2 separate regions of the Homo sapiens genome follow, and region 2 is linked to region 1. A link is a loop called in an ENCODE intact Hi-C map of the cell type or tissue named here. Cell type or tissue: PC-3. All regions are shown on one strand.

What was found. Peaks named below come from ENCODE experiments on the same cell type or tissue, not always from the same donor. Only the 100,000 strongest peaks of a DNase experiment are listed, where the experiment ranks them.
Region 2: a loop joins it to region 1, with 4 times the contacts of the local background. A loop is called at or near these places in 1 of 110 quality-filtered maps.

Annotation. Positions count from the first base shown.
Region 1 is chr4:156,142,822-156,146,821 of GRCh38, reverse strand. LOC102724785 (a long non-coding RNA gene) reads left to right here and starts at 2,948. Exons shown (of 5, transcript XR_939394.2): 1 at 2,948-3,070. In PC-3, no CTCF peak of the experiment used is centred here; no DNase peak of the experiment used is centred here.
Region 2 is chr4:155,960,322-155,964,321 of GRCh38, reverse strand. No RefSeq gene overlaps it. Among named protein-coding and RNA genes, the nearest start is that of CTSO, 8.5 kb to the right of the region's middle. In PC-3, no CTCF peak of the experiment used is centred here; a DNase peak (open chromatin) is centred at 2,181; H3K4me3 peaks cover 594 bases; H3K27ac peaks cover 2,690 bases.

The DNA of each region.
Region 1 (4,000 bases):
CAGAAGCACCCAGAAAACTTCTTATGTCTCATTGGCCAGAAGAGAATCATACGCCTCTCCTAGACCATGCAATGCCAAATTAGGACTTTGATTTGGTTTGTTTAGACAATTATGATTTATATCTCAGGCCTGGGCATGTGGCCAACTAAAAGAAAACAAAATTAAGTTCTTCTAGGGTGAAGAAAAGAGATACTGGGTGTTTTATAAGCAAGCAACAATATCTGTCATAATTAAACACATACTAATGATAGAATAGTTGGAGGGATAGTTACCATTTTGGATATTTAAATCAAGATTTAAAAAGCTCTCAAAAGCCTTAAATAATTGATTAAAATTTAAGAAAAATAAACTACATAAATAATTGTAGAATATTTTACATTTCACCATTTACATTCAACTACATTGAGAGTCAGTTTGCTTAAGACTACTTGAAATGAGAAGACACATGTGATTTTGTTTGACTAACACATTCACTGAAATTAATTGTTAACATTAAATTGAAACCTGCTACAATGTAAGATTGTATTTATATTGCCTGAACTCTACACTAGGCTAAATTGTAGCTAGAATATTGTTTCCCATCTTGGGATACATTATAAAGAGGCTATTTATAAACTGAAGCACAAACAGAAGAACATCCATGAAAACTAAAGAAGAAGAAAATATTCTAAAAGCTGAAGGCATTTAAAGAGAAGAGAGAAGACGCAACATTTTGTGACAACTATCTCCAAATTTAGAAAGACTTTCCTATGGAAGAAGAATTAGGATTTTTTTTTTTTATTCCTCCTGCATGGCTAACATTTACTGAGCTCTTTCTCTGTTAGGGCTCCATAAAAACTTGGTGCATTTCATAGAGTTTGATTATTAAATTGTGAATTTATTCCCTTCATTACACTGATTAAGAGAACAGTATTCATTAATTGGATTTTTTCACTGATTATTCTTTCACACTGAAAAGTGTGATGCACACTGTTCACAGTTTAGAACATAGTATGAGCTCAGTCGATGTTAAGCACTATCTTTATCAAATAGTACAAATGGGAAAAGTTACCCATAGAGAAATTTTTGACTTAATTTTTGAAGAAGATTTGGACAAAGTGCATTGTTGAAGATTGCACTTGGTTGCCTGACAAGACAGTAAGTAGCCTGTTTATCACAAGCAAAACTGAAAAAACACTAAGTTATTTATTCATTCATTTATTTAACAAATGTTACCCAACTACCTACGCATCAGGCTCTGTTCTATATATTGATGTTATAGCCATGAAGAAGAAAAAACAAATTTCTGCCCCTCTTAAAGCATATACCATAGTGAAGAGGAAAGACACAAATGAAATAAAATGTGTTGTATAGTGTTAGTGCTATAAATATGAATAAAGAAGAGGAATAGATAATTCCAGGGGTGCTATTAGGTAGGGACAGGAATCCAAACATTCTCCTATGAGCCAAAGGGAAAAATAAGAAAAAGAAATGAAAACAAAACACAAGATAATATGAACAGAAAACTGAATAGTATGAGCATAAGTCATGTACAAAGCGGATTCTATGGTTTGAATGTCCCCTGCAAACTTCGTGTTCATATTTAATTGCCAACATAACAGGATTAAGAAGTGAGGCCTTTAAAGAGGGCTCTATGCCTTTAGGAAAGAGCTTTCAGGAGCGGGTTTGCTTTTGAGCACTCTTGCCCTCCCTTGTTCTTCCTCCTTCCCCCATGGGATTACACTGTACAAAGACCCTTACAGGATGCCAGAGCCAAGCTCTGAAACTTCCCAGCCTCTAGAACTGTGAGCCAAATAAATTTCTGATCATTATACATTACCCAGTCCATGGTATTCTGTCATAGCAACATAACATAGAATAAGACAGTGGGGAAAAAGCATTCCAAACTAGAGGCCTTGAGGAGTGTGCTTAATATGTTCAAAAACCAGCAAAATGAGCGAGGCGAAGCACAGTAGGAAAGGAAGTCAGCAAGGCAGCCTGAGTCTAGACTATGAAAGTCTTTGAAGTCCTTATTAAGGGTATAGATGTTTCTTTATTTAGCTAATGGATTATCTCTCAGTGAAAAAAATCCAATTCATGAGTACTGTTCCCTTAATCACTTCTGCAAAGGGAATGAATTCATTAACTAGCTGGATAACTAACCATATAATCATTCAATTCTTTCTATTCCCTGATAATCTATATCTTACTTGACACTTATAGAGTCCAAATATGCAATCTCGTTTATCATCTGAAGATTCTCATTAAATCTGCAATTTATTTCCGTAGTCAGTGCTATAATATGAGTGCTTATATCCTCCTAAAATTCATATGTTGAAAGGTAATCACTAATGTGAAGGTAATAGAAGGTGGAGCTTTTGGGAGGTGATTAGTCATGAGGGCAGAGCCCTCATGAACAGAATTTGTGCCCTTATAAAAGTGACCCCAGAGAACTACCTTGCCTCTTGCCACTTGTGAAGACACATTACGAAGAAAGCCTCTATGAATCATAAAACAAACCCTCACCAGATATCCAACCTCTCAGTCCTTTATCTTGGACTTTCTAGCTTCTAGCATCATGAGAAATAAATTATTGGTTATTTATAAGCTATGTAGTTTGTGGTATTTTGTTATCATAGCCTCAATGGACCAAGACAGTCAATCTCACCACGTTTATCACAGGGTATATGGTTCAGTACCTATAATTTCTTATTTTTAAGTCAAGGGACTTTAGACAGACTTATGATTAACAAAGCATGCAGTTTCAATAACTAACATCTATGGATTCATTTTAACCAAAAAGAAAACAAAGATTAGGTTTAGATCTACATTTTTTAAATATATCCCTTCACTTCCTCTGCTGCTTTTGTTGCTAAGTCCCCCTGGCAACATGATGCACTGTGAAGGTCAGGATGAACATTGCCGTAAACAGAACAAGGACAGGAAAGTTAACAGAGAGAAGATTCTGTAGCTGCAAAAATACCTCTAGGTGTTCCGGACACTATGTGCCTATAGCTGGCTACAGGATCACAGCAGCCAAAAGCCCTCCAGGAAGAAGTATGGAAGCAGCTTTATTGAGGTTGCCAGCAAGGTAAAAACAAAATTCTTCTCTTAGAAAAATTATCACTGTAATCCATTTCATTGAAAATGCCAAATGTTTAGAATTAGGAAGTCTAGCCATTATAGAGAAATGGTGTGCACTCAGGTCCAGGGATGGAAGTTGATGCCAATGAGATGCATTAAGCAACGTTTAGATGCATGGTAATCGTGGATTGGATGTCTGCTCCAAAAGTGTTCGCTAGATGATCTCAGAAAATTAATTGGGTTAAATATTCCTGGAGGTTGATCTAGAGCACTAGTTCTCAAACTTTAGTATGTATCAGAATCACCTAGGAAACTTGTTAAACACGGATTGCTGGGCCCTCTTCCTACAGTTTCTTATTATTAGGTAAGGGCTGGACTGGATAATTTGCATTTCTAACAAATTCCCAGGGATTGAAATGTTACTGAATCAGGAACTACTACTTGGAAGCACTAATCTAGGGACAATTAATTGAGAAATGGAAAATTTGCCCTAAATAAAATATATGTGCCCACTCAACTGTTTTATGTAGTAGAGATTAGAAGACTGAATATTATAATTACTTGCTTTAGATCTAAGATTTTTCAATGGAAACTTTAGTCTGACTTTTTAAAATGATATTATTGTGATGGCTAACATTTATAGAGACTTGAATTTACCAAGAAATTTATAGGTAACAGAATTATTTAGTACTTACAACGGCCTTAAAAGGCAGGCTTTACTGTCCCGTTTAATAGATGAAAAAAGAGTTTATGTCAGGTTGTAAGATTACAAAGCTACTGAATTGCAAGGACAATATTAGAATCTGAATTCTTATTTTTCTTACATGAGTGTTTTTCAGAATTTAATGTGCATATGAGTCATCCAAGAATCTTGTTAAAGTGCAGACTCTGTTGATCATACAATCAATATGTAATGGCAAAAAGTCATCAATATTAT
Region 2 (4,000 bases), 180 kb after region 1:
CAAAGAGGAAAATCACTGATCTGGGCCTTGGATGCTAAAGAAAGGAGTTTGAATTTTATTCCAAGCCATTGCGATGTTTGTGGTGCCCCACCCACTTCCTTCCTCAACCTCATTTCTGTGTGTCAAGTTCTTAACTATCTTTTGGATATGTTACACTCTCTTCAATTAGAAGAGTCTTATGACAATCTCTCCCTCCCCTGCGCCCTCCCACACTCTCTTACCTCTTGATAACACAGTGCTGCACAGATTATGTTGGAGTGTATACATGCTTATTCCTCACTAGAAGATAAAATGCTCAAAAGCAAGAATTATTTATCCTCAAACAGTGTCTCGTCCATTAAGATAAAATGAAGTATTTTAAAGAATACATTTAAGGGCTTTGCTTAGAAACAATTGCTTAGACTAAAAGCTCATGTTATAACAAAGTCCCCATGCTTTAGTCAGTCAAAGCATTCAATAAATACCCAAATGTTAGGCACTGAAAAATAGAGACAGAGATGGCTTCATCAGGTTACAGCTATTTGTTCAAATTGGGAACACATAGAGTGTCATAATGTAATTAGGAACAGGACAAAACAGGAATAGAAGCTGCATGTTTCAAATGTAATTTCTTCCACCAAGTTATGAAGCCATGAAATTATTTCCTCTAGCAATAGATGAAGTAACACATATATAATCAAAATTCTAACTTTTATATTATCATGGTATAAACAGTATCTAATAGTAATGGATTCAAGTTTGGAACAATTTCAAAAGTATCAAGAAAAATCATGCAAAAATTATACCATTCATTTAAATGAATATAAAGCAGAACTCTTTGAAGCCTCAAGTGAACATGTACTTCATGGACAAAACTGCACCTAGTTTTATGTGCATAATTTATATGTATTCATCAAGTATCTGATTCTCATTGCTGTGATGGACATCTGGTTTTGTCATAAACTTACAAATGGACAAATAGTGAATGGAAAATAAGGCAAAATTACTTTCTTGGAGTCCTAAAGTGTTTTGCAATGTAATAAAAAACAAAAAATTATATTGCCTAAGAAATAAAACTGAATTTCATGAAGAACAAAGGCAGTCACTTTACATAGGAGCTTACCTTGAACAGCAGTCTACAAACAAACTAGAAGCTAAAAATGGCCTTGTGAGTTCAGGGCTGGTAAGCATTGAAATGTCTGGCCAACTCTAGTTCACATTGTGATATATAGTTCTATTGGGTACAGACTGTCAAAGTGAGTTAGTGTCAATGAAAGAAAATGGGAGATGGACTTTCAGATGTTCTCATTCAGCTGAAAAGAAAAAATACAGTTCAAAGAGCTTTTCCTCACTGAGCTTTTCAAATAACCACTCAGTAGGAAGGACATACTGCTTGGAAGGGAGGGCTTATAGGAATACTCAGAGAACTTGATAGCTACCATCGTTTTCAAAAGTGAATCCAGGCGTTTGCTCCTGTCCTTTCACCTCAAAAAGAGTAAACAAGTGCTAAAGATAATACAATCACCCCTTTCACATTGTCACTTGACTGGTGATGTGAATTTAAATAGCTGCTTTTAAGCAGTTTCATCCAACCAACTATGCATTAACCAATTCACGATCTCCAGCTTCTTTTAATACACACCAGCCCACGATGGCCATAGCCTGCAGCCTTCTGCAGATATTAGGTCAGGAATAGCACCACAAGTCGCCCTTAAAGTTGACAGCAGAGGCATTCAAGATAATCTAGGTGGGATATTTGTAACTTTTTTTCCTCTACACATACCACCAAATCTAGACTTAATGTGGTAAAATGCAAATGTAAAATTTAGACTAAAATTTTCTGAAGTTCAACTTTCATACAAACTATACTTGTATATATTATGTATTGACAACTCTAAGTCACCTCCCATCTGTCAAATTCAGACATTCATACAATACGTGGCATTCAATATTTTGAGCAAACTCATTTTGCATGGTCTTCTGACCAATGACTTCCTTTCGGAACGTCACCTTCTTTGTCAATAAAGCAGAGTCTGCGTCATTATTTGGATGATTTTCTTGTTCATTGGGTTTTATAAAGCATTTGTTCCTATACCATCGTAAAGATAGAATGGAAAAGAAAGATAGAAGTACCGATGCTTATAATAAGAAGGACAGCCACAAAAACAACAAGGACAGATAAGATTAAGCTGATCTCAGCCAGGTTCGGTGGCTTAAGCCTGTAATACTGGTCGTTCAAGAGGCCGAGGCAGGTGAATCATTTGAGGTCAGGAGTTTGAGATCAGCCTGGCCAACATAGTGAAACCTCATCTCTATTAAAAATACAAAAAAAAATTAGCCCTGTGGTAGTGGCACATACCTGTAATCCCAGCCACTCAGAAGGATGAGGCAGGAGGATCGTTTGAGCCTGGGAGGTGGAGGTTGCAGTGAGCCGAGATCGTGCCACTGCAATCCCATCTGGGTGAAAGAGTGAAACCCTGTCTCATAAATATATATATATTTATTTATATTTCTTTATATAATATACATTGTATTATATATTATTATATTCAATATATTGTATATATTATATTTAATATTATATATTAAATATATATTATGTGTGTGTGTATATATTATATATATATATTTTAAGCTGGTCTCCTGCCTCCATAAATCCATTCATCAGGCCTCCAGTTAGAGTCTAACTGTGAACACAGAATCAAAATGTAAGACTTGTATGGAATGTTAGAAGTATGCCTTCTAAAGTTTTACCTTAAAACTTCCGGGTATAATTACAGACTTTATTTACATTTCTTTCCCCCCTTTAATTGGTCTGAAGTACAGATGTGAGTTAATTCAACCTCTTGATTTCTAATACATTATTAATAAAGTCTATATTGACCCCCTCTTTTGTTTTATTCATTTTTTTCCTCTTCAACTCAGAGATGCCTTTCTGGGTGTTGATGAGAGACTACGGCTATAAGACCAGCTATTTACTGCTTGGAATGAATCCCAGGTCAAATAAAAAAAAAAGGTCCAAATGAATATAAATGTTATGACTAAGAGCATATGAGTTCTTAAGATATAAAACTACTGAATATCTGTAGTGTAAGAGAAAATGTCCTTGATTGGTTCCAAACAGAAGGGTAATAAAATACGGAATGTAGAAGAGGCATTTGAGACTTAGGTTCAACACAAATGCACTAGTAAGACTTAATCAGATATTGAGCACAGAGTCAAATATTCACTCTCAAAATTGGGCAATTATCAAATTTGGGGAAGCTAAGGGAGTAGATAAATATCAGAAAAATTGATCTGTGTTTTTAGGATCATGGAATTCTTCAGATGGGAATATCTGAATAAACCACTCACTCAATGCTTGCTGTCAGAATTGTTCTATTAAAAGTCTCCAGCATAAAAACATTTTTAAAAGGCCATCTTCTCTGCCCAACCTACATTCTGCCTCCTCCTTCTCCCACCATTCACTTTTCACAATGGACATTGAAATATGACCTCCGAAATCTGAACCAGAAGCAAACAAAAAGGAAACTAGTCATTCAGAGTGAAAACGTGTCAAAAGAGAAGGTTTGAGTCAAATCCAGGTGGCGATGTTCCATGAAATACTAACAGAACTCTTCATTTTCATGAGAGAGCAAGAACAGGCAGTGTTTATAATGACGCATTAACATCTGTCTGCGAATATCATCTCCATGGCACCAAAGTACACCACCCAAACAAAGGAAACTCACAGTAAAGGCAAAACTGTACCTTTTTGTTTTAAAATAGGGAATTAGTATTTGAACTGACAAAGAATCATCATATACCATTGACAGGTTCAACTAAAGTATACTATTACCATAAAGTGTCTTTTCATACTAGATTAGACATAATTAAAGCAGACACAATGGAAGTTTTAGTATGAAAAATGTCTCACAGTCCACCACAGTTGGTGGCAGTAGAGTACAAGTGGAATAAGTACTGCCTTTGACACTGTATTTACCTATATTTAATATCAGATTTATCATTCATTAGCTTTGTG